4 separate regions of the Mus musculus genome follow, and regions 2, 3 and 4 are each linked to region 1. A link is a loop called in an ENCODE intact Hi-C map of the cell type or tissue named here. Cell type or tissue: heart. All regions are shown on one strand.

Region 1 (8,000 bases):
GTCTTTATGTCCGTCTGTCTGCGCCCCTTTCTCTCCCCCGTCTCCTAAAGTTGCAAGCAGCGCCTAATTAAATGCTTTCTTTGGTAAGAGTTGCCTTGGCTATGGTGTTTCTTCACAGTAAGAACACAAACTAAGAAAGAATAATCCTATCAACACCAGGACAGATACAAATCAATGCAAGCGCTGACTACAGAAGCTGAGCCCTTCCTAACTTCAGGCATTTTTACTTACATTGTCTCATTTCTTCTACATAACTACCATATGAGGTAATTTTATCTTACTCATTTAATAGAAGAGGAAACTATGATTTGATGATATTAAGTAATTTGTCCAAGATCCCACAAAAGAGAAACTGGAGCTGAAGCCCAAGTTATATGGCTTCCAAATGAACCGTTCTTCTTTTCACTACACTTTCCCAACCTGGCAAGGAACTCTGTCATTAAAATTTCCAGGCTTTTAATTAATACTTACAGAGGAAAGAGATAATATCAAGCTTATAATGAATGGTAATAACATAGACTGAATATTAGTCGTAGTACAGATGAAGATTTAAGAAAAATTACAAGTTATGCATGATATTACATTTTTTAAAGCTGAACATGTAATACCCTTAAAATGAAAACATTTTTTGTTAAAATGTATTTTCTTAGAGAGATACTAAGTGAACTTCAGTTTACCTGTATGTTTTCAATGTCAAAAACTCTTGAAAACCCATATGTGGGACCCACACATTAGTAAACTTCATACATGAGAAACTACAAGTGTACTTATTCTGACAGAATAAGCAAAGTGGCTATTTTATCCTCATCTCTTTGTTACAGCTCTAACATGTCCTCTGCTCTGCTTCCCCAGATGCTGAAGTGGCTGAGTACCGCAGCTGAGCTACACCACAACTTAGGTGCAGATACAGATTCACTGGAATGTCCCTGTAAAGCTGTGGTGAGTGGTGGAGTGCTTACAGCAAGCTTTAGTTCTTTTCCAATACACTAACTATGGCAGTTATTGCTAAGTTTCTTCTCTGTATTTTCTCAATCGATTCTGAAAAAAACTCAACCTGGGATCTAAATGAAAATGGGAATAAAAGAGGTAAGGGGGCGGGGGGAGGGGGGGGAGAGGAAGGGAAAGTGGAGCTCTGGGGGAAACCCTAAGGAGCAGCTCAGCATTTCCAAGGTAGCTCAAGTCACTACCCAAGCCCTAAAGCTGTGACCTGTTCCCTTTGATGTCTTAATGAAACAACTGGTTGACCACAGTAAGTATGCCTAAGGCAATGAAAATCTATCTTATTCATCTGTAAACTCTGATGCATACCTCTCAAAAATTTAAGAAATTAGTAGATAAAGGTATATATAAAAATCTTTCTGAAAATGAAAAGGACACAAATGTTGAAGAAAAGTGCAATACTTTCCTAAGACAGGAAAGATACAAAATACAATTATTATGCATTTGAATTAATGTCATTTCCACTTTTATTCCTTTATTAGAAACTGAAGCTCGGAGCTGGAGAGATGGCTCAGTGGTTAACAGCATCGACTGCTCTTCTGAAGGTCCTGAGTTCAAATCCCAGCAACCACATGGTGACTCACAACCATCTGTCATGAGATCTGATGCCCTCTTCTGGTGCATCAGAAGACAGCTACAGTGTACTTAGATATAATTATAAATAAATCTTTTTAAAAACCTGAAGGTCTGCATTAAGATATTCTTTTATTAACACTATGAGACAACAATGAAGATAGTTTTAAGTCCTAATGAAATACTAGTAAGCAAAGTCCAGGAATTGGTTCTAAATTAGTTGACTTTTTTTTAAGTTCACATTTGCAAACTTTTTCCATCACAAAATACACTGTTCCAAACAGTATGTATAAGTACCTAGATTATTCAGATACATTATCTGAACATTGAATGACTAGTCATCCCTTTGCCCTCCCTCCAAAACATGTGCAACATGGTGCACACCTACCATCTACACAAATCCAAGCTTAAACAAAACTTCCATTTTTATGGCAAGTTTGTACATTATCTCTCCTGTGGCTACCAGAATGCAATTTACAAATCTGGGCCTGAGATTCAAATATACAGTCTTCCCAGTAGCTCACACAACCACACAGAGTAGTGCTTCCTGTAACTATGTTTCTATTGGTTTTTCCCGTTACTAATTAGTTTCACTATTTCTACTTCAAAACAAACAAGGACCTTACGGTATTTTTACTATCATTCCAGCTCCTCTGTTAGTATTTACTATGGGACAGCAATGTCAAAGGTACTACTGCCATAAAAGTAACACGTACAGCTTGCTCTGTGTAAACTGAAATTTTACTTGATGCTAGCAGAAAAAGTGTTCACAGAAAAGTTAGAGCCACATGGCAACTAAGAATGAAATTCAAGAATTCTGTCTACAAAACCCTAGATTATTTCTCCCACACAAATGACTTCAACCTCTGAAGTAGAGTAGAAGCTGGATAGTACATCATCTTCGCTAGTGTGTATTAATACTGTCAATGCAGAAAAGAAACAGATCTTTGCCAAAGGTCTTTTATGGAAGAGAACCGAAAGTGATTCCCAGAATGCCTATGTACTCTGAAAACATCCCCAGGACCTTTGAAAGCCCTCAACTCTAGGGCTATCAGAAAATCTTTTCTTGGCTGTAAAAGGGACACTCAACCTTTTTACATCCTTTGGCTCTTCCACACACCATTATAAAGCCTACACAGGTGTGTATATAAATAGTCCCTAAACCACACCATGTATTTTGCAATACTTTTCCTTTAAACCTGTTCTTATTTCACAGATGGACTGCAAAGTATTTTTTAGATGTTAACCACTAAAATACTGTGGGCCTTATCTTTAGATTCTCTGACATCAGACGTTTATATACGGTGACTTCAGGTTGAGAAGGTTCTTTCTGAAAAATGCCTGAAAACTCCTGTACATGTTGGAGTAGCATATGTTAGGGTGACCGTGAGACCATTGTGAATATATACAGCTTCTTCCGAAGTAAAAGTATCAAAAGCCTCATTGCTCTTACGTCATAAGATATTGAAAATGAAAGGCTGCCCGAACAAACTGAAATTGCAATGGCATGCCCAACAAAAATCACAAATGCACAGAGTTCCAAGCGACCACCTCATGGAAACTTAATTGTTCAAAGGAGCCCTAGCTCTTACCAAAACTAATCTCATGAACTCCTTTCGGAGGGCTGATCTTAAGAGGAGTCCAAGGAAGACACAAAGGTGCCTCCAAATACCTCAGACCCCTAAAAAGCCCTTAGGGAAAAAATCACCCCTGACAAGTCCAGATGCCTCCAGAAGTCTCCCTGGGCCGGACTTCTGAAAGGCTGCCCTGAACCAAAGGGGCAGTGGGACGTGAAGCTGAAGCGAGGCGACACAGGGTCAGAGGGTCCTGATGAAAGGGGCTGCGGGAACTCTCGGGGCTGGGTGCCACAGGAGAGGGCGGCGACGGGTGAGGAGACCAGAAGGGGTGTGGGCACCGTGGGCGAGCGTCGGAGGAGCGCAAGAAGGGAAAGGGTGCGGGCTCCCCACCGCAGCAGCTCCCAACCCCGCCCCACGCCCCGCACACCCGCGACCCGCGACGGGGCGGGGCCAAGCGCCCGCCACGGCCGGCACCGCCCCCTCAGCCTCCGGGTCCCGGGCGGGTAGGAGGGGCGGGCCTGGCGGGCCGGGTGAGCAGCCCGGACCCAAGCCCAACCCGGAACGTTCCGTCGCGCGGGTAGGATGAGGCGAGTGTGACCCCGCAGCCCCGGCAGGGGACCGAGCTGGCTGAGGGCAGAGGAAGCGCCTCCGCACAGCCCGCGTCCGCTGGGCCAAAAGCCCGGCGCCCCCCTGCAGGCGGGAACGGTTACCCCCGCGCTGCGCTCGCCTTCCGGCCTCCTTCCCACCTCCCGGGGCGTTGCCCCGGGCAACGGTGCCTACGGACGGCGGCGTGAAACGCACCTACCTAGAACCTGACAAGCAGAAGCCCCTCAGACCCGGGAGCCAGTCGCCACCCGGCGTCACGGGGACTGCTCCAGCCAATAGGCGCCACCGTTGCGAGGCTCGACAGCCAATCCCGCTACACTCCGGTCTCCGGGCACCCCGAGAGTTTAGCCAATGAGAAGGAGCAAGGGGCGGGCGCTGCCACCGGCCCCAACCCCCTCTTCTACAACCTCCCAGGAGGCGGGCGCGGCCCATTGGCTCGGACCCGCGAGGGGCGGAGCTCAGCGAGTGGGCGGAGGCTGGAGTTGCGGGCGTGAGGAGGCGTGGGCCGTGGCCACCGCCCTGCGTGCTGTTTCCCGTCGAAGCTTGTTCTTGCGGTCTCTCGCGTAGAAGATCCCGCTTCTCCGAGCCCAGCCGTCGGCCTGAGCGGTGGGATGGGCGCGGAGACCGAGGGAGCCTGACAGGAAACTCCGGAGACTCGCGGGGCCAAAGCCGGGAAGTAGCCTGTCCGGGTGATAAGCTGAGGCCGCCCGGAAGGGTCAGCCCCGCGGCCCTGCCGGAAAGGAGGTGTGACGAAACGTGGAGCGCCCGCGGGGGACCGGCGAGGGCCGGCTCTCCTTCCCACCCCGAGCTGGCTGTGCAGCGAACTCTACCTTCCCGCGCTCTGCTTGCGTGTGCTGTAACGTGGATTCCTTTAAATCGGCTTTGCGTTTCTGCGGTGTGCTCAGAACTGCCTTTCCCGCTCCTGTGCCTGCAGTGTCAGACGCTAACGAGCTGACATTCTCTGGAAACATGAGGATGCTCTGCAAAGAGAGCCGCGAGTCCTGGGAGCGGTCCCCTCGAAAGTACTTACCTCTAGGAAAGTCTAGAAAGCGAGGGCCTAAACTGATGTGTTCTTCCAGTGAGGGCTGTTTTCCGAAGCGCTCCTTTGCCAATTTGGTACAAAACAGGAGTAAGGTGGACCTGAACAGATCTTAGTAGGTGATCTGGAGCTCTGTGATAGGTGTTCATGGAGCGTCACTCTCGGGATTGCTGTAGCACGCTTTTTAAGGCAGTGTCCTCTTGTACGTGAGCTCAGCCACATTCACATTCGTCGCCTGCAACAAGTCTGACAGCTCCATTTCCCCTCCCACCCTTAAACCTTTGAGTTAGATTAGAGCCAAAGAAGAATTAATACTTTTTAAAATTCTAAATGGTTATTCACTTAAGTCAGTTTCAAAGACCAAGAAACCAAAACATACTTTAAGGACACAGATATCTTACAGTTGAAAATGGATGAGAGTCTCTCCCCCTTTTTCTCAGAAAACAATTATAAAGTTCTCTTGTCAGATTTATGGTCCAGGAATATCTTTTTCAAGAACGTGGAATGCACAAGAGTTGTGAATCGTTGTTAGAGCACTTGAAACCTTAGATGAACCTCAGCCAGGCTATGGGAAGCCACTAACAAACCTGGGAGTCGGTGTTTTTCTAAGTTCACAGATAGCAGAAGTTCACCTTATCACCCAGTTTCTGAGAAATTCTAGAACTCCAAATTTTGAAACTACCTCAGGCATAAGGATTGCCTTTTCTCTTAGCTAACTCTGTTGGCCACCCCAACAAGTCCACCATAGATGTGACAAACAGAGCCAAGTAGTCTTACCTGAGGACTAGTTATTGTTCAATATGAAAATCTAAATAATGGGTTGTATCTACTCATCTATAAAGAAGGGTGAAATTCATGTCTTTGCAGTTTCTTAGGTAATGCCTGAGACATATATGCACATTCTGTTTTAATGCCTATTTAACAATAAAAGTGTCTGACTTCTCTAACACTGCCTTATCTAGGAACTCTAAACTTCGTTTTTAATAGAATCAAAAATGATAATTTTGTTTGTATTTTATAGTTCTGTAATTAAATGCATAAATAGCCTATCAAATGCAAGTTAGTTTTCAATAAGCAGTAAATGTTATATGTATCAATATGGGTGAAATAAATAAAATAAAACTTTGTGCTTGTATTAAATGGTTGGGAAAACCATGACTTTGGCATTGCTTTACCAAGCATACCTTTATCAAGAACCTTAGGCTTCCTTTCTTTATAAAAGAAAAAAAAAAAATAAGATAATGTCTGATGAGTTAGTAAATTACAAATTTGCAGAATATAGCTTTAAGGGTACAATAAAAATAGACTTCTATGGTACAGTGTGTGTGTGTGTGTGTGTGTGTGTGTGTGTGTGTGTGTGTTTACATATGAGAATAGAATCTACCTACCCTGAAGCACTAAGAACTTTTCAGTTCTATAATGAAATTCCCCCATATTCAGTCAAGAAGCAAAAGCTACCCACCATATGTCAGGCATCATGCTATGCAATGCAACTGGGGGTAAATAACACCTATCTGTATTGTTTCCCCCTATAAGTATCACTTTGCAATGAAACACATTTAACAAACATTTTTTTCCACTTCCAAAAATTCTGAGCAAGTTTCTTTGTATCTTGTGTGAGACAATACAGGAGAATGAGGAAAATAATTTCCTGTCTAGGTGATCCAATTACTAACAAATGATTTAATAGATCTGTTTTCTTCCATTAAAGTTAAATTTTAGATCTGTACCCGAAACTGCTGTGATTTGTGAAATGCCACAGAATTACCTATCTGTAAGCGAACAACTCTTCAGTGTATAATCCATACAGATCAAATACGAAGTTTATATTTTAATTAAGTAACTTTCCTAAAACATTAGCATAATGTGAACATTAAAACTAGCTAATTGGTTTAAATATATTTTTTTAATTCTTCCCTTTCTTTTGGTTAGCATCATTCCTCACCCTATCTTTCTCCCTCTCTTGTTTTCCTGTAAAAATTTCACATAGGCTTGAGGAATCTTGGCTGTGTGCCAGCTTAGTTCAGCAAGTCCCAGATCTGTAATCTCTGCCTCTCCTCTCTTTTCAGCCAGCTCCTTTCATCTGTAACTGTTCTCTTGCTCGGGTTCTACACCTAACCGTGTGCACACACCACTCCTGAAGCAGATGTGGCGGTGAGGGAGACAGAACAGAAATGGTGTCTATCTGTATTCGGTGCATGCTACACAGTCTATTTTCACAGGATATAAACTTCATCGATTCTGAAGCCTGTTCGCTTAAATGAATACTTTCAATACAGGTCACGTTTGGGTGAAGTTCAAGATGTGTGTTGTCTGGACTTTCCAAATTCAAAATGCCTATATGTGCCTTCCTCTGCGTTAACAAATCTGTATATGAAAAATCAGGAGAGCAGAGGGAAGAAAGAGAGGAAGAAAGTTCTCTGTAGTCTTCAAAGTCAATGTCAAATCCATTAAGAACACTTCCTAACTGTCCCTCCCAGACATTGTGTCTCTTGGTTCTTCTGGCTTTCTGTTCTCCACAGAGAAATAACTACCACCAACATCCCTCATCAAGACTTGTCCTCTTAAAATGCCCACAGACCACTCAAGGTCCGCTCCTTAATTAAGCCATTCTTCCTCAGGATTTACCTGCCCTTCCTTCCATTCCCTTATGGTCCTTTGTGCCTCCAAAGACAAGGCTAGAACATGTGCTGGAAAGTGCTGACTTTCCCATGTGATCATCTCAGGGCCTCATAACAAATGCACACTACCAGACTCTCTCCCAGAGATTCTGACCAGGGAAGGTCTGTGACAAGTTTTAAAGAAAGTCTGTGCTTAAGAGACCTGTCAATCTGCTCAACAAGGTGCAGTGAGCTGAGGCTCTATCTCTAGTTTCTTGCTGCAGCAAATAAACATAGGTTCATGTCACTGCGGTTCCAGCTGTCAGGTATCACTGAATGCAATAGCAAAACCAGAAGCTGGAAACAGAATTAGTTGGGAGTCAGTGGAATCTAAGAAGTGTGTAGACCAGACTCTCAGATCACTTCCTCCACCAAGTTACTTAGGAATGAAAGTGTTTGCTCCCTAGTGAGTCTGAGCTAGAAAGATGGCTGAACACAGGAGTGAAGGACCTTCCAATATAGTAGAAGACATCAGCACAGAGCAACATACTTAGCCTCTGCAATGGCAGGCTCCAGGTTTCTGGGCACAGTGGCTTGTCTGATGAA
Region 2 (8,000 bases), 60 kb after region 1:
TTCCTTCCCTTCCCTTTCATGTAGACCACATGTTGGTTTGATCAGATGAAGAATGTGCCAGAAAGAAAACTATCTAAAATATTTAGGCAGACTGGTTCATAGGCTGCCTACAAATCATCGTGTCTGAAATTCGGCATTGAAGTAGCTGAGAGCTATGTGGACCGCCTCGAGGGCACCGAGGACTACTCTGCTGCTGCGAGGGGACATCCTCTGGGGACCTGAAAAGATGGCTGCCTGATGTGCAGAGGTAGGCACGGACTGGAGTGGGTCCTAGAGTTAGGAAGAAAACTCCAGAACAAACAAATAAACAAACAAAACCCAAAATCCCTACATTTCAGTTTTCTGAAGCTCACACCAATTTGGACTGATTTTGGCAAGTCTCAGCTTGACAAACTTCAAACCCGTGCCTCCTCACCTAGCTTCTCCCTGCTCTGTAAAGCATCTACATTCCAAAATTTCTAATTCTAATTTTGCAATGGCTCTTTCAAGAATAAACCTTCCACAACTCAGGGTTGCCTCTCTTATCCTTTTGAGGTGAAATGTTGAAGGAAAACAAGGATCCCCATCTTAGTGTCTGTGGGACGTGGGGGCTGACCTGATCAGTGACAATGCCCTACTGCCATCTGCCAGCGTTTCCTGTGGTTTCTACCAATCCCTCTGTTTTTGTTTCCTTGGTGCTGGGCTCAATCCCTGCATCTCACTGTTGTGCTGTGTCTTCTGTATGGCCGTCGTGTTATGGTTTGGGTGGGAAATGTCCTCCCAAAGACTCATGCTCTGTCTTTTGGTCCTCAATATAGCAGTGTTCAGGATAGGGCCTTGAGAGGCAACTGGATAACATGGGGTCCATTGATTTTAACTTTGCCACAGCATGAACTATTAGAAGACCAGGCCTAGCTGGAGGAAGCAGTCACCGGAGACTGACCTTAGAGGACATCCTCTGTCCCTGCTTCCATCTTTCCTTGTGTGCTGTTTGGTTGGCACCACATGCTCTCCGGGTTTCAGATTCTCCCTCATTATTTGTCATGGAAGCACCAGGTCAAGGGGACCATGACAAAACAGTGAGCTGTGATTTTTCTTTCCTAGTCTACATTGTCTTCTTTGGTATTTTCTCACAGTGATGAGAAGGCGACTGAAGTGTCTTGACTAAAATGTCTTTGCCAGTTGAAATAGTCTAGTGTAATACATCCTCCATAGGGCTCCAAAATTAAAGAAGTTTCCATATAAAATTAAACATCTTTTATTTACCTCACAGCTCGGTCTGTGGCCTGAATTTTAACCTTTACAGACAGAAGCTTCTGTGCTCTGTAGGTGGCTCCTGGATTCTGCATCCCTGTCAGGTCTCTCTAAAAAGCATTTCCCCTTTTTAACGTAATGTTTCTTGCACCTCGTATCACTACAGATGGTTGCTGGGTTTTAGCGCAAACTGGCCGTGTGCTTTTTCTCCTGCTGTAACACTGACATCGTTATGAGGCTTGAGTTTGTAGATCCGTCTGCTTCTTAGTCTCTGTCCACTCAGAGTTGCCGGAGAAGAAGGAAGCTCGGTTGATAAATCGCCTCCTGTGGGCACATGTCTGTAGGCATTTTCCTAACTGGTAATTGATTTAGCCCAGCATAATAGAAGCAGTGGCATCCTTGGGCAGGCAGGCCTGGGCTATGTAAGAAAAGCAGTTGAGCAAGTCTGTAAGCAGCACGCCTCCATGGTCACTGCCTCAGGGTCCTGCCTTGGCTTCCCTTGATGATAAACTGTCACCTGTAAGCAAAATAAATCCTTTCCTCCCCAGGTTGCTTTCAGTCAGTATTTTGTCACGGAAACCAAACTGCCATTCAGGCACTCTTTGGAGAGTTATGTTCTTCTACTGAAAGGCCAATCATCAAACATCATCAGACATCATGCCGTCCATAAGAAAAAAGAGAACGTTCCATTTTATAAGACATGATAAATCTCTAGTTTTAAGAGGGGTTTCAGTATGGACCCCGGATGACCTGGAACTTTCTAGGTAGAACAAGCTGGTCTTGAATTCATAGAGATCTGTCTGCCTCTGCCTCCCGAGTGTTGGGACTAAATCAGCACAATTATTATTTATAAATTTAGGAGCTGGAAAGTTTCTCTTTCAGTTTTAAATAACAGAAGAAGCAGAAGAAGCAGCAGAAGAGGAAAAAGAAGGAGAGGAAGAAGAAGAGAAGGAGGAGGAAGAAGAGGAAGAAGAGGGAGAAGAAGCAAGAGAAAATAGTCCAAATCTCAAAGGGCTTATATTTTGTACAATGAGAATGGTGAATATGTTGTTTACCAGTGCTGTTGCCAATAATTAGCACCATCCAGTTCCATGGGTCAAAGGCCTATCTGGGTAACACGTTACCTCTTCCTATTTTAGGCTAGTTGATTAGTAAGCAGTCTTAATTATTTCTGTAAAGTTTATTTCCATTTAAAAATTAATACGCATAGGAGTAGCAGGAAGGTGGGGCAGGGTAGTAGTGACATCTATAAAGGCCCAAGTCCTGGGGACCACAGAAGGGCTTGACCTATATTAGAGATAAGTGGAAATATTTGCTTCAAAAAAAGCCTAACACTATATAGCTTAGGGACTTAGATACTTATTCTGTTACTATCTTAGTCAGGGGTTCCATTCTTGAACAAATATCATGACCAAGAAGCAAGTTGGGGAGGAAGGGGTTTATTCAGCTTACACTTCCACACTGCTGTTCATTATCAAAAGAAGTCAGGACTGGAACTCAAGCAGGTCAGGAAGCAGGAGCTGATGCAGAGGCCATGGAGGGATGTTCTTTACTGGCTTGCTTCCCCTGGCTTGCTCAGCTTGCTTGCTTATAGAACCAAGACTACCAGCCCAGGGGTGGTCCCACCCACAAGGGGACCTCCCCACTTGATCACTAATTGAGAAAATGCCCCACAGCTGGATCTCATGGAGGAATTTCCTCAAGGGAGGCTCCTTTCTCTGTGATAATTCCAGCCTGTGTCAAGTTGACACACAAAACCAGCCAGTACAGTTACCTAGAAAATTCGTTACAGGCCATAGCTATTTTACTTCCCGGAGTAGAATTTTGTACTTTAGTAGTGCTGGGGACAATGTTTTCATTCATTTGTCTACAGACGCCTTACGCGGGCAGGGTCTTTGGGCATACAGAAAGATGGAGAGATCACTTACCTGTCCCTCAGGAGAGATGGAGGGAGAGTTACCTTTCACTCAGAAAAAGATCAGTTGGAGGACTATGCACTTTGAGGGGCCAAGAACTGATTAACTCAAGCAGGAGTTTGTAGGTGTTGGGCAGAGTTGTGGCATGAACAGGACCAGAAAGGGATGGAGAGGGGTGGTCCAGGCCTTGGCATTCCGTGCTCTGCAGAGTCCGAGAGACCGAAGAATCACAGGAAACAAAGCAGAGAAAATGTAGGAATCTCTTTGTGGGAATCAACAAGAAGATGCATGAATGGCTTTAAGGGCTAGTGAAGCTGTTGGCTAGCCAATCTCTTTGCAATAAATAAAAGATAAAATAAAATTGAGGAGCCGGGCGGTGGTGGTGCACGCCTTTAATCCCAGCACTCGGGAGACAGAGGCAGGCAGATTTCTGAGTTCTAGGCCAGCCTGGTCTACAAAGTGAGTTCCAGGACAGCCGTGGCTATACAGAGAAACCCTGTCTCGAAAAACCAAAAAAATAAAAAATATAAAAAAAAAATAAAAAAAATAAGAAAAATTGAGGCACATACATACTTTCCTTAGGATATTGAAAATTATATTACATCCTTCCCAAGTACACTGTGTATGTACATACATTGTTTGGAAGGTTTTTTTTAATTATTATTGAATAGAAAAAAACAAAAAAATGAAAGCTCTTGTGAGAACTGAGTAGACATTTGGTAATACGAAAAACCAGGAGAGTCTTTGAAAGACGGGACATTTTGAGTGCGTTCTGCTTCTTCTCATGGGCACAGGGCCACCGTGGAAACCATCCACGATGACTGTAGAAGTTTCGCGATATATTCTCCTGTTCCTTGCAGCAGACTGGGAATGATTTTGAGTGAGGAACAAGCTTGCATTGGTGATCTGAGTTTGAAAATCTGTAGGTCACAGTAAGAAACAATCATTTTGGGGTTTGGGTTCTCCTTGCTTCAGATCAGTTAACGCAACTGCGCCCTCTAGCCTCTGCAGCGGATACTGCAAAGCCATTTGAGCTCGGCTTCAACTTTGTCCTGAAGTTTGCTACTTTGGAGCTCAAAGTCATTGACAACCTGTCACACACGCAGAGATCCCCCCAGGTATGAGTAAAGCAAGTAATCTCGTTTTGGTGATAAACCTGCCTGTCGGAGGCTCATTTTCTCTCTTAGTTATACCAGAAAAATTAATTAGGCTCATTTTTTTGAAAACAAAAAACAAAAAACAAAAAAACAAAAAACCACAAAACTTTTACATAGTATAGAAAAAGTGGTCCCTAAAATATTGCTAAGAAGAAAGTTATCCATCACAGTCTAATAAAGGCCCATGACAACTCATGATAAATTAAGGAAGCTGTCTGCCTGACCTTCTTCATTAGCCATCTGCTACCTTAGGTTGCAGATTTTTAAAGAGCTCTATTTTATTTTATTCAGGCATTTGGAAATACATTGATTTGATCTATTTCTACCTCTTCTTTGAGGAAACAAGTTAGGGCCTCTGAGGATGAGTTTGCTTGTCTGTTCCTTTCGTTCTTGTATGTCTTGTCTGCTTGCCAGAACACACATCCCCCTTGAAGAGAACTCCTTAGCAGACAGAACTCCACGCCTGTGCTGTGGACCACCTAGAGGGGGGTTTCATTTTCCCCAGATGCTGAAAGAGTGCATACTTTTGAGCAGGCCAACAACATTCTGGGCAAGTCTCTTTTATACGGTTGGTTCTGATTGGCTGGCACGTTCTTTAAATACCTTTCTCCTCAGATTGAATCTTGGCTGAAGATAGGTCAACTGTAGCAGGTGGCTAAAGGAGGGAAGGTGCAGAGAAGAGACGTTGGTCACTTTGAGTTTATTTCATGAACAAAGACGAATGGTTTATTTTAGTGAGAGAGAGCAAGGGAGAAAGAGGGAGCAACAATTAGGACTAAATGTCTCCAAGCAATCAACTTCAAGGTCTATAGATGCAGACAGCTCATCTTATTTGATTAAAACAAAGTGCTATTTGGAAATAAAATGGAAACAGCTGGAGATATTGTCACTGGCACACACAGAAATGATTTGCTTAATACATCTATCTATGTATGATTGAACACCGTGAGTCACGGATCTCCTGAGTTTAATGTCGCCACCAGAGAGAACAAATACTCCAACAGTCACCTTGGAGCTCTCAAAAGTCCAGGCTATCTTGGAGCTTTGAAAAGTCTCAAGATTTTAGAATTGGAGGACTGGATACATTTTCAGTAGCAAGGACATCTTAATGGCTCCCCAAAGGCCCAGATAACTACCTTCCAAGGACTTCATTGTTCTTAAATTTTCTCCTTTTCCACATCGTCTAAAATTCCCATCAATAAGAACTTCATTTGCCTTACTGATATCAAAGCCTCTTAGAAGGATTCTGAAAACCTCTGGGACAGCTAATCTGTCATTCACAAGTGTGTGTGTGCAGGGGTGAGGGGGGTGGAGGGGGTGACCAAGTGGATTGATGTAATAAGTTTCTGTGGTAAGAAAAGATTTTAGATATTTTTTTTAAAAAAAAATCATGACATGATGGAAAATTCAACAGTGGGTCTTTTTTTTTTTTTTCCAGTTATAGGGATTGAATACCAGGCTTTGTCCATGATTGGCACATATCCTAACCACCCTGAGAAATATTAAATATGAGTCTTTTCTACCAAATACTATAAGATTTGTGTTTAGGACAAGATATTCAAATGCCCCCCTCCACACCCTTTAGGAGTTCTACGGAATTACGGAAAGGTTTTACGACCCCACCCCTACCCCCAGGTAGACAAAGATCTATGGAATCTGACGGCTTGGAGCAGGAACCCCTTTCACCTTGTATCAGGGACTCCTTGTCCCCTCTTCCATTTCCCATGTGCTAATTCTTCTCAGACTAGCCAATTCAATTAAGACTAGGAGGCCAGCCAATGGGAGAAGACACAGTCACTACTACTTCCTGTCTCTGGGTGTTCTCTCTTCCCGGCACACCCTATGGTCCAGAGTGAAGTTTGCCTTGTCCAGACACTCTGGTGGCTTGTGCTCCCTTTCTTTGCCACACAGATTTATTCCTGACACCACTGAGCTGTCCGCCGACCACAGTCATGTTACATAAATGTCATCCAAAGGAGCTTGTACATTCGGACAGATCTTGGCTTAGTGGCGCTGACATCATTATTAGTCACGCTTACATGATATGCTGCTCATTGCGGTACCTGCCTCCTCTGCCTTTGAGGAATTCACTCAGAAGACTCTTATAAAGCCCCAGGCTCTCTGAGGGGAATCCAGCAGGAATCCCATTTTGGTCCTACCAAAGGCCTTTGTACCATAGAGCATTACCGAACACATCGCTCCTCTGCTTCTTCTAGGCTCTGAATGAAGCCCACCGGTACTCAGAGAATAGGGGAGGGGGAAGGGAGAGAGGGAGGGGAGAGGGGGAGGGGGAGGGGGGAGGAAGGTGGGACTCTGAAAAAGGAATTTCCCCCCTGGGTTGCAGACTCCCAGGGTGATGGCCCTAGTGTGAAAGAGAATTTTAAGAGTTTCTGGGATGGGAAACCACCTTGTGGAGTTTATCCTACACAACAGACCTCACCAAACTGCCTCAAGGCAACGCTAGCTGTGCATTTTTCATTGAAATATGAAAACTGACAAGATTCACAATTTTCACTTGAAGTCCCCATCCATCAGCAGGGAAAAGGTAGCTGGGCCTGGGGTCCCGTTGAAGCCTCTGGGACTCCTGTATAGCTGGTGCCTGCCCTGGGGTTTCCCAGCCGCTGAGCCACAATCTTTCACCGCTCCTCTGCGTGCCTTCTTAGCACAGTCTCATCAGTACAGCAGAGACAGACGTTAAGGATCTGAGAATGCGATGAGCCAACATCCCGAGGGGCTACCTGGGCTTTTCTGTCCCAGCCTCAGAAGTGACACGTTATGAGATCCATTTTCTTACATTGATTAAGATGGTCCGCAGAGTTTAAAGAGAGGGGGACAAGTGATAGGAGTGTGGCAGAATGTGGACATTTTTCTAACCACCTCAAGAACTTACGAGGAAAAGGAGACATCATTCATATCTCCTCAGGTTATCGCTTGTCCCCGCGTGTGCTCACAACGGCACGCCACAGCTAGCTAGAGACACCCTGCTCGCTGCTGCGTTTCTGCTAGTCCAGCCCTGGATTATTCTTCTCTGCCTCATTCCTTCAGGTTGGGTTCTCTCTCCCTCTGCCCAGTCTTTGTAGTGCTATGTGTTCGAACCCCTGGAGAAATAACACTCTCCCTGCCCTGGCTAGACCACCAGAGGTCCTGGTCCTAGCCTGGGTAAAAACTCAGTTTTGACTTTCTGGAAGTATGACTCGGGGAGTGTTTAGGGACTCCGAGGGTTGAAAAGAGATGTGTCAAAGTGTGCCCTGGGAAATGACACCACGTCAGCTGTTCACTTGGACTTTCCGATCTAGGTAGCCAGCGATGGAGACAATGCTCGGTGGCATGTGCTTAGTTTGAGGTTAGGTGTCTAAAGCTCCTACTATGTGCTGGGTCTGGCCTGTCCCACGGCAATGCATTTTTCTTGTTTTGCTTTGAGATAGTGTTGACTGGCTACATCTCTTGATTTTTCTGCCTTAGCTTCCCAAATTCTAGGATTATAGGTATGCACCAGCATATTCAACTAGTATGGTTTTTGTTTTTCTTTGATTTATTCCTATTTTTATGTGTGTGTGTGTGTGTATACAAATACCTGAACAGGCCAGAAGAGGTTTCAGATCTCCTGGAACTGGAGCTAGAAGTGGTTTTGAGTTGCCTGACATGGGTGCTCAGAACCCAACTTACATCCTCTGGAAGAACAGTAAGCATTAAG
Region 3 (8,000 bases), 61 kb before region 1:
GCCTATAGGTCTCTTCCCTGGGGAGGAATACCCCCTACCTGCCCCTCCTGCTCCTAGCTTCCCTCAGTTGCCTATAGGTCTTCCGTCTGCCTATAGGTCTCTTCCCTGGGGAGGAATACCCCCTACCTGCCCCTCCTGCTCCTAGCTTCCCTCAGTTGCCTATAGGTCTTCCGTCTGCCTATAGGTCTCTTCCCTGGGGAGGAATACCCCTACCTGCCCCTCCTGCTCCTAGCTTCCCTCAGTTGCCTATAGGTCTTCCGTAGGGTGCAGGCCTCTTGGGCTTTTCTCTGTCTACTTTGTCATGTCCACTGCTGTCACAAGATGGTTCCTAGTTAACCAAGCAGTTATAAGCTTCTAATGAACACATTCAATGAAACTCAACCTTATCTACTTCCAACCCAACAAATATAACTATTTGTTTTAAACAGCTGGTTTCCTCAAACTGTCCTCCTAACATCTGCCTTCAAATTCTTTTACAGTCCCCTAAAGTTTCAGGTTAGCATTTCAAAAGTATTTCTTGAACACAGCCTGGCATTTTAGTTGCTTCCAACTAGAGGCCTAACATAATATTCTGCCATCTAAGTCATTAACGAAATAGTCCACAGTTCCTAACTCAGCCATCTGAAATCCATTTTCTCTTGTTATTTTGACACAATGGGCATGAATTGATAACAAAAATGAAATGCTGTAGTGCGGTAGTGTGTACAGCAGTCAAAATGGCACTGTGATTGTGTAGTGACAAGCAGCAGAGGCCACCTATGCTGGCTGTCACAGCACAACTATCTGACTGCTGCTCTGAAATCACCCAAAGATGACAAATCTCATGTGATATTTATGTGCTGCAAAAGATGGTGCTTTTGATATTTTCAACATTTTAAAATATTAATGTCATTCTTAGTTCATGGGCTGTAAAAGACAGGTAGCAAAATGGATTTGATTCTGAGATTCTATAACTAGATTGCTAACTTGGAATCTACAAGATCCAAAACAATTACCTTTCTACACAGAGAATTACTATCACCCATTGGAAAGAATACATTTCTGTTCCATTATAAAAGTTAAACAGATTCTAATTTCTCCTTGAAAATTATTGGAAAACACAAAGTCTTGGGTTTAGGTCTTACTTTAGATCACAGGATTTAGCATTTTATAAAATCTTGTATAATTTTAATATGGTACATTGATAGGTGCTGACATACTAAGGACACTTCACTAAAGATTAGAAAATATCACCAAAAGAAATAAATGTCTTACCATCCTGCTGACATCCAAAATTACTTGTGGATGGGTATATGAATGTTCTCATTGTTTGGAAATCACTTCTAATCTAATTTTGTACAAACAACTGTGTCTTCCTTCCCTCTCTGATAAGAGGTAATGCCACGTGAGAGAGTGAGCCGGACTGCCTTCCAGCTCCTGCCTCGACTTCCCTAGTTGATGGATCAAAACCTGCACTTATTAAACTAAACAAACCCTCCTTACTCAAAGTTGCTGTCAGTTGGAGTATTTGTTACAGCTACAGAAAGCAAACTGGAAGAGTGGAAAAATTCTTGCCTACCATAAATGAGCCCTCAATTTGACCCTTAGCACTGTACAACCCATACACATAAATATACAAACACGAGTGTGTCTATCTTCAACTCATTTCCTGAATAAATAATGTTCAGTAAAATGTAAATAAAGGAATTAAATTTACTACATATCACAGATTTATTATCTTTAATTCATTGGGTATGGGGAGGGTAACTGCTTTATCATCAAATAACAGTGATTTGTTGAGATAATGATTCTAATTATACTCTGAAAATCAATAAAACAACGTATTCGTCAACAAAATCTCTGCTCACAAGCACTTAACAGGTAGTTATTGTTAATATTACCAACACTATAGTCCAGCATTTATATTTTCATTTTCTTTGCTATTCATTAAAATGATCAATTTTACTGCTGACTTGAGAATATTAATCATATAACCTTAAATATATCAGGATGTATCTTGAGGATATCATCCTTAGTGAGGTAACCCAATCACAAAAGAAGTCTTTAGATATGCACTCACTGATAAGTGGATATTAGCCCAGAAACATAGAACATCCAAGATACAATTTGCAAAACACAAGAAAATCAAGAAGAGGGAAGGCCAATGGGTGGATACTTTATTCCTCCTTAGAATAGGGAACAAAATACCCATGAAAGGCGGTACAAAGTTTGGAGCTAAGACGAAAGGATGGACTATCTAGAGACTACCCCACCTGGGGATCCATCCCATAATGAGCCACCAAACCCAGACACTATCGCATATGCCAGAAAGATTTTGCTGAAGGGACCCTGTTATAGCTGTCTCGTATGAGGGTATGCCAGTGCCTGGCAAATACAGAAGTGGATGCTCACAGTCATCTATAAGATGGAACACAGGGCCCCTAATGGAGGAGCTAGAGAAAGCACCCAAGGAGCTGAAGGGGTCGGCAACCCTATAGGTGGAACAACAATATGAGCTCATATCTCTAGCTGCATTTTTAGCAGAAGATGGCCTAGTTGGCCATCACAGGGAAGAGAGGCCCCTTGGTATTGCAAACTTTATATGCCCCAGTACAGGGGAATGCGAGGGCTAAGAAGCGGGAGTGGGTGGGTAGGGGAGCAGGGAAGAGGGAGGGTATAGGGAACTTTCAGAATAGCATTTGAAATGTATATAAAGAAAATATCTGATAAAATAAATAAATAAATAAATAAATAAATAAATAAATAAATAAGACTGTGATGAATAAATAAGGTACTTGGGAAAAGGTAGTGGTAACAAAACCTCGGGAGTCATGAATGCTTTGTTAACATGCAGCATGTGAATTAAGCGGGGTGCCATGCCCCAGTAACTTCTACCAATCATATCAGCAATAAGCACTCTCCCTCAAGCACATTTCAACACTATTGAAATTGCTGCCAGACATTCTTTCTTCTAAGAGGCTGTCCTTGACGTAACAGATGCTTAGCTCTATCCCTGCCTAAGGTTCCCAGCTGTCAAATGTCCCTGGAGGACAAAATCAGCCCAGATAAGAACTACTAGTTTATAGCTGGCTAAGACTGAAAATATTATGGCCAAATCAAGCCAGAGTCTCAAATAGAACATCCTGTGGAACAGCAAAGCTGCTGCTAGAAAAGCTTCTCTAACATAAGAGACCCCATGCCTTCAACTCTCTCATCACTGATGTAGAGGACCCCACACCTTCAACTCCCTAATCACTGATGCAGAGGAACCCAGGCCTTCAACTCCCTCAACAGTAATCAGTCCTCTGTGATTCACAAGGCTTCATCACAAATGGGTGTTTGGAAGAGCATGTGTTAGTTCCTTTAATCCTATGCCCCCTTTAAATATTTCAATCCCTTTCTAAGAACTAATCCTATAATCCTCCCCTAATAGACTACCTGTACCTGTAGTATTTCTGAATAATAGATTAATTATATTTATAAGAACTTTTGTATGAGTCATTAAAGGAAAAATTTGAACAAGTAAATTAATATACCATACACAATACTGACAAATGAATACTTTTTCTACCTTCAACTCCAACACGACGATAAACACATAAAATGTTTATTTACAAATGTTTCTAATCCCTGAACAAAATCATGAGATAACTTAAACTCATGTTTTCACAAATCAAAAAGTACTTTTAATTGCCTTTAGAGTTTGAAGAGGACTAAAAAAAAAAAGTCAAGATCTCTCAAAACCCCACCAAGTTTATACACAAAAACAATAAGGCAATGAAGCTGACTGAATCATTTATAATAGAATATAGCCTTGCTTCAAGAAAAGAGAATTCAATCAAGAGTAAGACTGTAAGCTAAGGCCATGATAGCAATGACTCCTACCTCTCAAGTTTAGTATCTACATTTCCAAAATGACTCTGCCACTAAGTACTGAAAATAAAACAAAATTAAAAGTATATATAAAAATTTAAAAGGATAAATATTATTCTCATATAATAGAAACTAGTGGAAAAATTAATGAAACATTATAGAAAAATTCATTTTTTTAAATTAGTGATAATGGTAAGGAAACATAATATATTTCTAAAAATGTGTCATCTGGGGCTGAGCTGGCTCAATGGGTAAAGGCAAGAGCACTTGTTGTGTGGGGCACGTGAGGCCTGAGTTCCATCACAAGCACCCTCATGGAAAAGCCCACAGGACAGCACACCCTATGTTCCCAGCACTGAGAGTAGAGATAGGTGAATTCCCAACACTGACAGCCAGCACTCCTGGCCTCATCAGTAAGCGCCCAGCTCAGTGAGAGGCTCTACCTGAGGACAGTAAGGATGAGAACACTTAAGGAGCACACGCAAGGGCCTGCTCTGGCCTCTGCGTAGGAATGGACCCCACACCACACATAGACAGCACACAGCACATACAAACATGCATACAAGACACACAACATACACACAGGAAATACATCAATCTGACAAAACTTACTTTCTATTACTTACAAACTTTGAGGAATTTAATGCTGATGAAATACCGCAACTGTAGGGCAATAACAGCACTCACTGTGCACAGTTCTGACTGTCTAAGTACTTACATGACTTGCAAACTGTCTGCTGTTAAATTATTCCACATGATCTCATTTGCCTGAAGATTTTCATTTTCTTCTAATAGGGAAGTATCAAATTCGATTTCTTGTTCTTTAGCAGCTGTTGTTCTAGTAAAGTATGCCAAATAATTCTAATCAATAATAGTATACTAGCATAATCTATCGCAGTGCATACCAAAGGCAAAATATTTACTACTAGTCAAAATTATGCTAACAAAGTTTACGTAGCAGAATAATTTAGAGAAAACCCTAGATCTAGTCACGCAGCCTGCACCTTGGTTTCTTCATCTGTAGAATATGCATACACCTTAGTCATCCCCATCACAATTTTTTAAAATACAAAACAAGATGCAAGCAAGTGACAGTAACTGGTGACTTAGAAAAATTAATACACATGTAAGCTCATAGTATCATTCATTATGTAAATGTTAAGAAAATACAATTTCATAGGTTAAATATGGATTTAAACAATGGCATGTCAATTGAAATAAATCTTAAATATAGTTTTATAAATTAGTTATCAAGTTTAAGACAGTCTTTAATAAATAAACAAAAATAAACTCACAAAATAAACTTAGCTCTAATAAAAACATTTTATGTTTATTAAATTTCTATTATGAAAAACAATATATTCATAAATAGCTTAAAAGGTAGGAAGCTATCATACCTGTGAACATCTATGAAATTATTATATTCGGTGCTAGGGTCTATCTGTTCAACAGACATTTGAATCTCTTTATGGACATTCACTATTTCCTCTGTAACAAGGCTGGTTATCTGGCTATAGTCATCAAATATACCTTTTCTGAAAAGCAAAAATAAAATTTTACATTTTAGTGTCTTATTAGGAGACACAGACTCAGAAAGCATTTAGAATAATAAACACAGACAATGTAGTATCAGCCTTTAAGAGTGGTGGTTTCATGCACTGCCTCATTTCCTACAAAAGGGCATGAAGGGGCTATGCAATTATGCAGTAATTTAATTCACCATTACCTATTTAAATGTACTTTGTGGCCAAAAGGGAGGGCTGGGCAGCATTAATAATACTCTATTACTCACTACTTTTATGGAAACACTTTTGAGCCTTTTGTTTGTTTGTTCTGTTTTGTTTTGTTTTTCAACACAGGGATTCTGTGTGTGAGTGTTTCTTTTCTAGTGTGTGATACTCCGCAGATGCTGCACTCCTCAAATGCACCTTAGCCCTGGGGATATGGGTATTATTTAGTTAAGCTTCAACTTCAGTGGCATCTGTTTCTTCTCCTGAACTCCAGAATGCAGCAAAATCATCAAGGTTTTTTGCTTGGTCTAACTGAAAAGAATGTTACACTGACGAGATCCCCTGCTTTTAAGGATTGTGGTTTATAAATATTGATTATTACTGGCTTCAAAGCAAGTATGGGCAAATAAGCCTATTCTGCATATACCTATATAAATGTAAAGCAGGGTTTGCCTGTTTCTGTTTCTATTTCTAAAATAACTATTTATGAATCGAAATCATTACTTACAAGACTCCCTTGAATATTACTTCAATTACTATAAGTTTTTTGTTTGCTTGCTTGGTCGGTTGGCTGGTTTTTGAGATGGGGTCTTATTATGTAGCTCTGGCTGGCCTGAAACTTGCTATGTAGACCAAGGTGCTTCAAATTCACAAAAACCCTGTGCTCACACATGTCTCCAAGTGCTTGGACACACCCAACTAACTTCTTTGTTTTAACAGAAAAATAGTGTTAGGAACAAACACATTTCAAATTAATCAGGAAAAAAAAAATACCCACACACATTTTCAGTGAAAGTAAAATGGATTTAAATATTTGCACAATGCAAAGCCAGAAGATAAAGAAAGTGAAGTCCATCAAATGTGGCTCATCATTGCCTGCTCTCCTAAATACAGGACAGAATATATGTGCTTATTAACTGCAATGCACTGTTAACTAGTTAAAGGTAAGAAACTCCACTTATACTTACATTCCCAAGCACAAAGCAGTGTGCTCTTATAAATACACCAGACCTTCAATAAACATGAGTGGATTTTAATCTCATAGAGGAAAAGAAAGGGAAGCTATAAATAAGCTTCCAAACAGTTCTCTCCTTGAAGCTTCTGAAATGGAGTTTAAATGCCCAGCCCTCGGGAGGCAAGTCCTGACTTAAACACGGAGCTGACTAGAGCAGCAGAGTCAGTAACAAACACAGAGGTCTATCCTCAGCATGCTAGGGGCAGAGCACAACTGAAGGAACAAGAAAAGGAAATGGCTCTGAGGTGCCCAGTGGTCTCAGCCATAAGGAAGCTTCTGACACAAATGGAACTGCGGCAGAAATGCTGAGTCGTGCTCTGAGGGGATCTTATGATAAACAGGAAATGTATCTTACAGTGCTTTTATCATTTCTTCTTGCATCTTTTGCACGGAGTCCAGCAGCAGAGGAAGTGTGGTATCATAGTACTGGCTCTGATGGAGCTGTGCCCCCTTCAGTGCCAACACATACTGATTATGCAGCATATGAAGCTTCATTGTAGCTTTGTCATAGCGCTCCTTGGCCTTTTCTGTTTCCTTCCCTGAGGAAAACATGGAAGATAGCAGACAGCTAAGTTTTATCCTCACTATATGCAATCCCCACTGTGTTGTTATGTTATTTCCCACACTCAATGGAGAATCAAGTCGGCTGACTGTGTACTGTGTATAGAGTGCTATGCCAAGTACTAACGGTCAGTGCTCAGCACCGAGGTTCCTGTGCAGCCAGTGCTAGGTAAATCAACGTCAGAACACATAAGTGCACACATAAAATCCTTCTCAGCTCCAAGAGCTTACAGCAAACTGGAACAGCTGCTCACACGAGACTGTGGAAGCAGGAAAAGCATGCAAATGCTAACGTTTAAACTAGTGTCCAAGATGTCAATAAAGACAAGAGTAATCTTAGGAGGCTTTGAGAGAACAAATCTAAAAGATGCACATGTACATTAAAGAGTAACAAAGGCTGGGCCAGCACCCTGAGCAGACCCTTGGGCGCAAACTCTGCAGCCAGCCCCACAACACCCAGAGGTAGCTCCACTCCCAGGCATTCTAACATGCCTAGGATCAGAGAATCACAGGATCCCAGGAGTTTGGTCACACCAGGATCTCAAGGTCCCAAAGGCAGCTTGATTCCCAGGAGCTCTGACACACCCAGAAACTCGGGATCACAGGATCCCAGAATCACAAGATCATAGAGACAGCTTGACTCAGAGAACCAGAATCACAGGAAGGACAGGCTCCAGTCAGACATAGCCAGGGCAGGTAGCACTAGAGATAGCGAGATGGTGGGAGGCAAGCATAAGAACATAAGCAACAGAAACCAAGGTTACTTGGAATCATCCGAACCCAATTCTCCCACCATAGCAAGTCCTGGATACCCCAACACACTGGAAAAGCAAAATCCAGAT
Region 4 (8,000 bases), 470 kb before region 1:
ACGTTAATACTTAGTACAGAAATTATTAATGGTATATATGTTCGGGGATATTAAATCTTTTAAAATGTGTTTTGTACTTTGTATTTCCATGTCTCTTTGTAGGACTGCAGCATCTCAAGTGCTCCACAGCCGAATGAGGTGGCTGATTGAACAGCAGAGCACCATGTGATATTATATTGCCATGTGATATTAAATTGCCATGTGATATTATATGTAAGAATATTTTACAAATGTCTTTCCTCTCAGACAAAGAAAGGTTAAAAAAACTCTTTAAATAAGTTTAATGCCCCAGTTCATACTTTTGGCAATATAATATTTAGGGTTTCACCAGTAAAATTGTTAGCTATTCTAAAGAACCACAGTGAATACATTTGCAATAAATGTATTCTTTTCAGATCCAAACCCAAACCATGTATCATCCTGTACATGACGAAAGAGAAATCCTAAAATAGATAGACGCTATCAATGGAACTGAAAGAGATAAATTCATTCTAGAGAAAGAAGAAGCCCCCCAAATGAGAAGGAAACCTCTAAGTTGAATCTTAGGAGAATTTAAAAATAGTGTTAATAGTCCTAAAGAGCAAGAATGTTGTGAAAAGAAAACATAGAGATGAAAAATAGAGTGATTGAAAAAACAAGTCAACAGAAGGATGCTAGATAAAGTTTAGGAACACTCTCAAAAGGTTCTGTGACTCTTGAGAACACTGACTAACACAGAACCTAAGAGCCCTGTAGAAACTCTGCTCAAGTTACTGCCTGGCTGGTCAGTTAAGGCAGACAAAGAGCAAGCAGAAGACAACAGCTCAAGGAAGAGAGCAAGTCTGTTTGTCTCTAAGCTTTGCTGAGCTGTAGGTCTGGCCATTGGCTTGCTAAACAACCCTTTTCGATGTTGTACTTTCCAACACTCTGGGAAAATTGTTTTCTAGGATTCCCAGGACTTTTGGCAGCTGTTCTCAGCCTTCCTAACACTGTGACCCTTCAAGACAGTTCCTCATGTTGTGGTGACCCTCAACCATAGTTATTTTCATTGCTACTTTTTATCTGCAATTTTGCTACTTTCATGAATTGTAATATAATATGTGTGTTTTCCAATGGTCTTAGAGGGTTCCTGTGAAAGGGTGGTTCAATCCCTGACGGGGTCATAACAGCAGTTTAGAAATGCTGGCTTACATAGAAAAGAACATTTTCTTTTACACACACTCCCACCATGTTTGCTGGCTTCCCTCTGAGACTATGATTAGAGCACAGGTCCTCTTTCAGCTTATGCCCAGGGTTATTAAAGTATATGTGTATCAAGATCGCCGGGGAAGATTGGTTAAAATACAGCTGCTCATCATAGGGGTTTCTGATTCAGGCCTGAAACTGTTCTCAGGTGTCTTAGTTTGGGTTTTGTTGCTGTGAAGAGACACCATGACCAAGGCAGCTCTTATAAAGGCAAACATTTAATTGGGGCTGGCTTATAGGTTTAAAGGTTCAGTTCATTATCATCAAGGTGGGAAGCATGGAATCATACAGGTTGACTTGGTGCCGGAGGAGCCAAAGTCAATGTCTTGATCCAAAGGCAGACAGGAGAAGTCTCATCTGCACTGGGTGGAGTTTAAGCCTCAAAGCTCATCTCCACAGTGACATACTTCCTCCAACAAGGCCACACACCCTCCTAATAGTGCCACTTGCCATGAGCCAAGCTTATTCAAACCACCACATCAGGCAATACAGATGTTGTTGTTTTGATGAGCATTTTTTAAGAGCACACTACAGAGCTAGAGAGATGGCTCAGCTATTAAGAACACTGATTGTTCTTCCAGAGAACTGGAGTTCAATTCCCAGCAATCACATGGTAGCTCACAACCATCTGTAATGGGATCTAATGCCCTCTTCTGGTGTGTATGAAGACAGGGACAATGTACTCATATACATAAAATAAATCAACATTAACGAAAAAATAAAGAGCACACTACACTATGTGGTTCCTGCAACCCTCCTGTGTTAGGGAATGCTTCTCAACTTCGCAATCAACAATGCACTCAACAGTGCATTTACATTAATATGTACTATTATCTCATGTACATACAATAATATAGTATATAAACTCATAGGGATTTAGTACTTCATTCTGGGCATGATATGTGTCTCATGGAGTAGGTTATTTAATCTGTACCAACAATGTATAAGCAGGTACTCTTACTTTCACATATTAAAAATAGTAAATCCAGGCCAGAGAGGTAAGAGGGTTGCAACATTTATACATGCAGGAGCTCGTGTGAGAATCTCTCCATCTGAGCTTAGAGTTCATGTTCTAAGGCTCCATCCCAGAACTTCTCAGACTGCAACATAAATCACTTGCGATGCCTTGCATGACTGTACTTGGGGCACGATGGCAAGATCAGAGGCAATGACTCACACGGTGAGAAAGTGGATTGCTATTTTGGGTCTATTTTTCTATCCTTTCATGACATCACAGCAAAATGTCACTTGAGTACTGTGTCTTTATTATATAGGCATATAATATTTGATAATGTTTGATATTGTACCCTCTTAAGGAGGAGTTCATGATTCAGGGTTTAGTTCTGATCAGTTAGGGTTCTCTGGAGTCACAGAGCTTATAGAACGAATCTTTCTTTCATATGTGTGTGTGTGTGTGTGTAATGTATATGTATCTATAAAGGGTATTTATTGAAATGACTTATAGACTGCAGTCCAACTAATCTAACAATAGCTATGCTATCTGTGAACAGAAAGTCCAAGAATCTAGTAGTTGCTCAGTCCCACAGATTGGGTGTCTGAGCTGGTCTTCTGTTGATGCTGGAATCCTGAGGAAGAAGGCTCCAAGGCCAGTGAAGGAATGGATGTGCTACTAAGGCAAAAGCAAGCAGGCAAAGAGCAAAAACCTTTCTTCTTCCCCATCCTTATATACGCCCAGTAGAAGGTATGGCCAAGATTAAAGGTATGTGTGTCTTCCTGTTTCAAGATCTGGATTTAAGGTATGCCTTTCTATCTACCTCAAGATCTGGATCAAAAGCCTGTGTCTTCCCATCTCAAGATCTAACCAGGAGTATGTCTTCCCAACTCAAAGATCCAGACTAGAAGTGGATTCACCCACATCATACTAACCAGAAAAACCTCTCACAGATGCGCCCTCCCTTCTGGATTGTAGTTCATTCTAGTATACCCAGACATGGTATGGAAATGATTGAGATTTGAGAAGTCCTGCACCTGCCAACCTGTTAGTGTGTTCAACTGAACCAATCTTCAAGACTCTAAAGGAAAATTAGTTAAAATATACATTCTCTTTCAAGAGAGCAAGGACTTGGAGACATGTAAAAGAGTAATTTGGGGGGCGGGTAAAATATATGCTACTGGGGTATTCTGGGAATTAAACTTGGTTTCACAAAATGTCTAGCAATTTCTCGTGTTTTTATGGGAAATGTCGAATCATTTCTTTACATCGATGGTAGAAAAAGTAGTTTCAGTTCACTGGCAGATTTTACAGCTAAAGGACATCACAAGAAGTGGGGCTCTTAATCTGTGTGGGTAGGGAGGCCACGTGATAAATATATCCTGGGCTTTTGAGCTCTGGGTGATGAAGCTGGGGGTGGGGGCGGGGAGTTAAGAGAAGAGAGCTAGGCTGTAATCAGAGAAGCAGGCAGGCTTCAGGATGAGAAAAGGGGACATGTGCATCACTGACATAACGAACTTAAACTGTGACTGGGTTTAAATTAAGCAAGGTGTCCAGGGACTCCAGCTGTTGTATTTATTTTGGTTGCATGAGACGAGAGCTGATAACTCCGAGCCTGACACCCGATATAACTTAGCTGTCAGCTGCTAAACTCTGGTCAGGCCAAATCTACATCTCACCTATAGCTGCTTTATACAAACAGAATCAGAGAGCAGGGCGAGGGTCTGACCAGTGGTGGGCGGGTACCACGCACCACAGAGAACCACAGCAAACAAGCTCTTCGTACGTTTCTTTCCCTCGCTGCTATCAGAATTGCAACTGGTTTCGGATTTTCTTTTCTTGTACTTCAAATTGCAAATACTGGGTAACTTCTCACAGCCTTGGGAACCGAATTCTGCACCTCCATTTTGCTGGGGGGCATGCGGGAATGGAGGGAGAAGTGTAACTGCGCCAGTCCTGCGCTCAGCTCTCCACACCCCCTTCCCTTCGGGAGACCCCGCCCTTTTCTCCCAGCCAAACCACAAAAGGCCTGACAGTGGATCGGGCCTCGGCGCCCCGCCCCCGCCCAAACGTCGCAGTGCTGCAGGGGCGGGCGCAGGGCCAGAGAGGGGGCGGAGCCAAGCGCGTCTCCACTCTCCTCGGCCAATCCGCGAAGGGCCTGGGAGAGAGCTTGCAGGCGCCAGGCAGAGAGACAGCCCCAGTTATTTTCCCTTTTTCTGCCACGTCCAACCATGACGTAGGCCTACTTCTAGGACTGCGATTGGATGCGTGCTTTTCCCCCTGCAGAGGGCCGTGAAGTCTATTGGCTGCGCCCTCAGGGGGCGGGGCTAAAGCGCTCCCTTCCTCCGCCTCCTTCGCAGCGCAAGGGGCGGGACGCGCCGCCGCCGCCGCCGCCGTCACCACCTCTGCTTCCGCCGCCGCCGCCGCCGCCGCCGCTGCAGCCGCTGCGCGTTCGGCGGGGGAGGAGTCGGAGGCGGAGAAGAAGGCGGTGGTGGCGGGTGGAGGATCGAGCGCTGTTCTCGCTCTGGAGCCGCTGCACATCTCGGTGAGGGCAATTTTTATTTTTTTCTCTCTCCATTCTGGCTGATTCTGTCAGAGCGGATCTGGGTGAGGGAGCCGCTGCCCAGGCGCCTCGGCTTCGGGGGTCTCCGAGGAACGGACCGAGCCGTGGCCGGCCATGGTGGGTGGGGTTGGCGACTGAGAGGCCTCCGGCCATCCCGCCCGGGGCCGCGCTCTAGCCCGAGCCGCCGCGCCCGCCGCCCGCTCGCTCCCGCCGGCTGTCTGCTGTCCTTGGTGCCCTGGTCAAGGACCCGGCGCCTTGCCCCTCGCGGCCCGCCAGTGCCGCCCACCCTCAGGCCCGCCGCGGAGGACCGTGGCGCACTAGGCCTGCGGGGCCCCTGCCCGGCCCGGCACGGCACGCCTTCCATCCCTGCCTCCCGGATTTGCGTCCTCCCCGATTGTCACCGAGGCCCAGGCACCCTGTCAGGCAGTGCCAGTGGCCTACCGTCTTCTTGGTCAGCGTTAGGCCCCAGCACGCCTGTCAGAGGCACCTTCAGGGCTCCCCTCCCCGCCCCCACCCGCACCTCCACCCCCACCCCAAGATGCCTCCAGGTTTATCATTTTTTGCGCACATTAAAAATGGTGAGTTGAAAGCTGCCCAGACCAAGTTGAATAAAATAAAACAAAAAAAAAAATTGTATGTCTACATAGACAACTGCTTTGACGATCCTCATTCTGTCAAGTATACGATTCTTTTTTTTTTTTTTAAAGAGGCCTTACTCTATTTTTATCACGAAATATTTGCTATTATTTCTTTTAAGATGGCAGTCATTGCTGAAGACTTAACAGGTCATTTGATGAGTGTATACAGGAACGTAAAAAAATAACAGAAATAAACGTAACATGTTTGTGATTGTCTTCTGGATTTCATGTCTTTTTATATGAAATAATTTTATTCTTCTATTACAGACATGCACCCTCCGTGTAAAATTCAGCAGTATAAAGAGAGAAGTATTAAATAAATACTAATATGTGACTATTTTCATCCTTCAGTGCCCCACCAGTATTTCGGTTTGGTGGTCATCTTTCCAAGTGCTTTCACAAACGCATCTTGAAAGATACACACACATGCAGAGTTGTCTCCTTCAGGGATGGGGGTGAGGGCTATGCTGAGCACATTTGTGTAAAGCTTGCTTCTTCTAATTATATATCTTGGACATAGACTCCCGTTTTATGTAGGCCTCCCTAATACTTTTTCTATCTAAGGGTACATCCTATTTCTTTAATTTGATGGACTTTAATTAAGTATTCCTACTGAAAGCCGTTTCAGTGCTTGCAGTTGAAAGTTATGCTTTATACTAAAGGTAACTAACTCACGTATTGATTGATTGATGCTGAACTGTAAGCTCTGAATCGTTTATTTTAGAACATTTCACGGTGTGGAAGACTGTAATGTAAAAAGAGCAGCCCCCACTTTGCCTTCTAGTATATTGCCTCTATCCCAAGACTCAGACACTGTTTTAATAAGGGGGAAAAACCTGTGTGATCATTTCTGGAGCACAGATCCAGACGTACAGTTGCAGAAGTAAAGGGTATGAGTATTTAAATCTGACAGCCATCTAACCCTTATTATTACTCTTTTTAAAGATATTATTACTATTTCCTGAGTGTTTCTTCTAGGTGGTCTTCAGACCACTTGTGAGTTAAAATTTAAAAACCCTATTTTGAATAAGATTACACATAAATTCTTAGAACTGTTTTACAGTCTTAAGCCCCTCCCCAAACTGTTCTCACCATTTTATTCACATCTTGCTTTATATTAAAGCTTTAGTTACCCCTCATATATATCATTCCTTTTCAATATTCCCAGCTCCTTTATAGTTGTATTGCTGTAGTAGATGAAAACTTTAAGGTAACTTTGTTTTCCTGTCTCTGGCAATAAAAAAAAGCTTTTGATCCTTGCCACCCCCCCCCCCCCCCGTTTTTCATGGAGCTAATATTTGTATTTACTTGACAATTATCTGAAAGTATTTTTTTGGTTTCCTTTCCAGTTTTTATGACATTCTGACATTGCATTGCCCCTTAGGTGCTACATATTGTTGAGTAGTAGGGCTAATGCTACTAAGACTAGGGCTAATAGTTAAAATATGTCACTTTTTCTTTAAGGTAAATGCTTCTGAGGTTAGCATTAAATATGATTTTTCACAAAGCTTTTTAATAGTCAATATTAGGTTAAAATATGCCCTTCTGTTTTTAGCTTGCCCAGATAATGTTTTTGTTCTTATTTTTAAAAACATTTACTGAGCGTGTGTGTGCACATGTGTGTTGTTACAGCATGCTTATGGAGATGAAAGGACAACGTATGGGAGTTGGTTCTTCTGTCATGGGCTTCAGGATTGCATAGTGTCAGGCTTTGTGGCAAGCACCCTGACCTACCTGCTGCCTCTCTGGCTCCTCTTGCTGTCATTCTTAATATTTATAAAAAAGTAGTGGAGGTTAAGTTTTTTTTCTTTTCCTTCTTTCTTTTTTTATTTTTTGACATCTTTTCAACTATATATATGGTTCCATTTGGGTGTCACTAGTGGTTCTTATATACTAGTTCCTTAAAAGAGATTATCTTTTCAAAAAGTCAACTTTTTTAAATTAGAGAGTAAATTAGAATTAATGAAATGTACTTACTTAAGATGTACATCTCATTGTGTTTTCATAAAAGTATACTTTTATGTCTCTCTCTCTCTATATATATATATATGCACACACATTGTGTGTGTGTGTGTGTGTGTGTACATATAATATATAACATAGGACAATATTTTCACCTCTCTGAAAACTTCTATTCCTTTGAGGTCAACCAGACTTTGACCCTGAGCCCCGGGAAACCACTTACCTTTCTCACAGTATACATTGTTTTCCCTTGGTCTACTATTTCATATAAATGTAATTATTTCTTTTGTATCTGCTATTTCCCAGCATCATGCTTTTGAAGACCATTTGTGTGTGTGTGTGTGTGTGTGTGTGTAAAACTAGCTTCTGTTTTTTGTGAAGTAGTTCATGATAGTTGTTGATTTACTACTGTTTTAGTCATTTAATCAATGTATTTGGGTTGTTGCTGATTTGGGGTTGTTATTAATAAAGGTGCTGTGAACATTTATTCTGAGTTCTTATGTGAATTGAAACATTTTTTAACCTGGAAAATCTCTAGATGTAGTATTTATTGACTTATATAGAAAATGAATGTTTAATCATTGTCTCATGTTCCTTGTCTGCCAGTGACACACAGCAGTTTGCCTTACCCACACCCTTACACCCTTCTAGTATATGTATA

The links. Peaks named below come from ENCODE experiments on the same cell type or tissue, not always from the same donor. Only the 100,000 strongest peaks of a DNase experiment are listed, where the experiment ranks them.
Region 2: it touches region 1 in a loop (6-fold over the local background); 3 of 42 quality-filtered maps call a loop at or near these places.
Region 3: a loop joins it to region 1, with 1.9 times the contacts of the local background. A loop is called at or near these places in 3 of 42 quality-filtered maps.
Region 4: a loop joins it to region 1, with 3 times the contacts of the local background. A loop is called at or near these places in 5 of 42 quality-filtered maps.

The regions. Positions count from the first base shown.
Region 1 is chr17:63,860,010-63,868,009 of GRCm38, reverse strand. It overlaps Fer (fer (fms/fps related) protein kinase), which reads right to left and starts at 4,029. Exons shown (of 19, transcript NM_001037997.3): 1 at 3,955-4,029. In heart, CTCF peaks have their summits at 1,418, 1,620 (motif pointing left) and 3,846; a DNase peak (open chromatin) is centred at 4,119; H3K4me3 peaks cover 2,527 bases; H3K27ac peaks cover 2,032 bases.
Region 2 is chr17:63,799,939-63,807,938 of GRCm38, reverse strand. No RefSeq gene overlaps it. Among named protein-coding and RNA genes, the nearest start is that of Fer, 60 kb to the left of the region's middle. In heart, a CTCF peak has its summit at 4,152; no DNase peak of the experiment used is centred here.
Region 3 is chr17:63,920,749-63,928,748 of GRCm38, reverse strand. Fer (fer (fms/fps related) protein kinase) reads right to left here. Exons shown (of 19, transcript NM_001037997.3): 5 at 6,953-7,136; 6 at 5,250-5,387; 7 at 4,571-4,690. Among named protein-coding and RNA genes, the nearest start is that of Gm52300, 45 kb to the left of the region's middle. In heart, no CTCF peak of the experiment used is centred here; DNase peaks (open chromatin) are centred at 3,008 and 6,928.
Region 4 is chr17:64,328,517-64,336,516 of GRCm38, reverse strand. Pja2 (praja ring finger ubiquitin ligase 2) reads left to right here and starts at 4,634. Exons shown (of 10, transcript NM_001025309.1): 1 at 4,634-4,721. In heart, no CTCF peak of the experiment used is centred here; a DNase peak (open chromatin) is centred at 4,246; H3K4me3 peaks cover 2,638 bases; H3K27ac peaks cover 2,070 bases.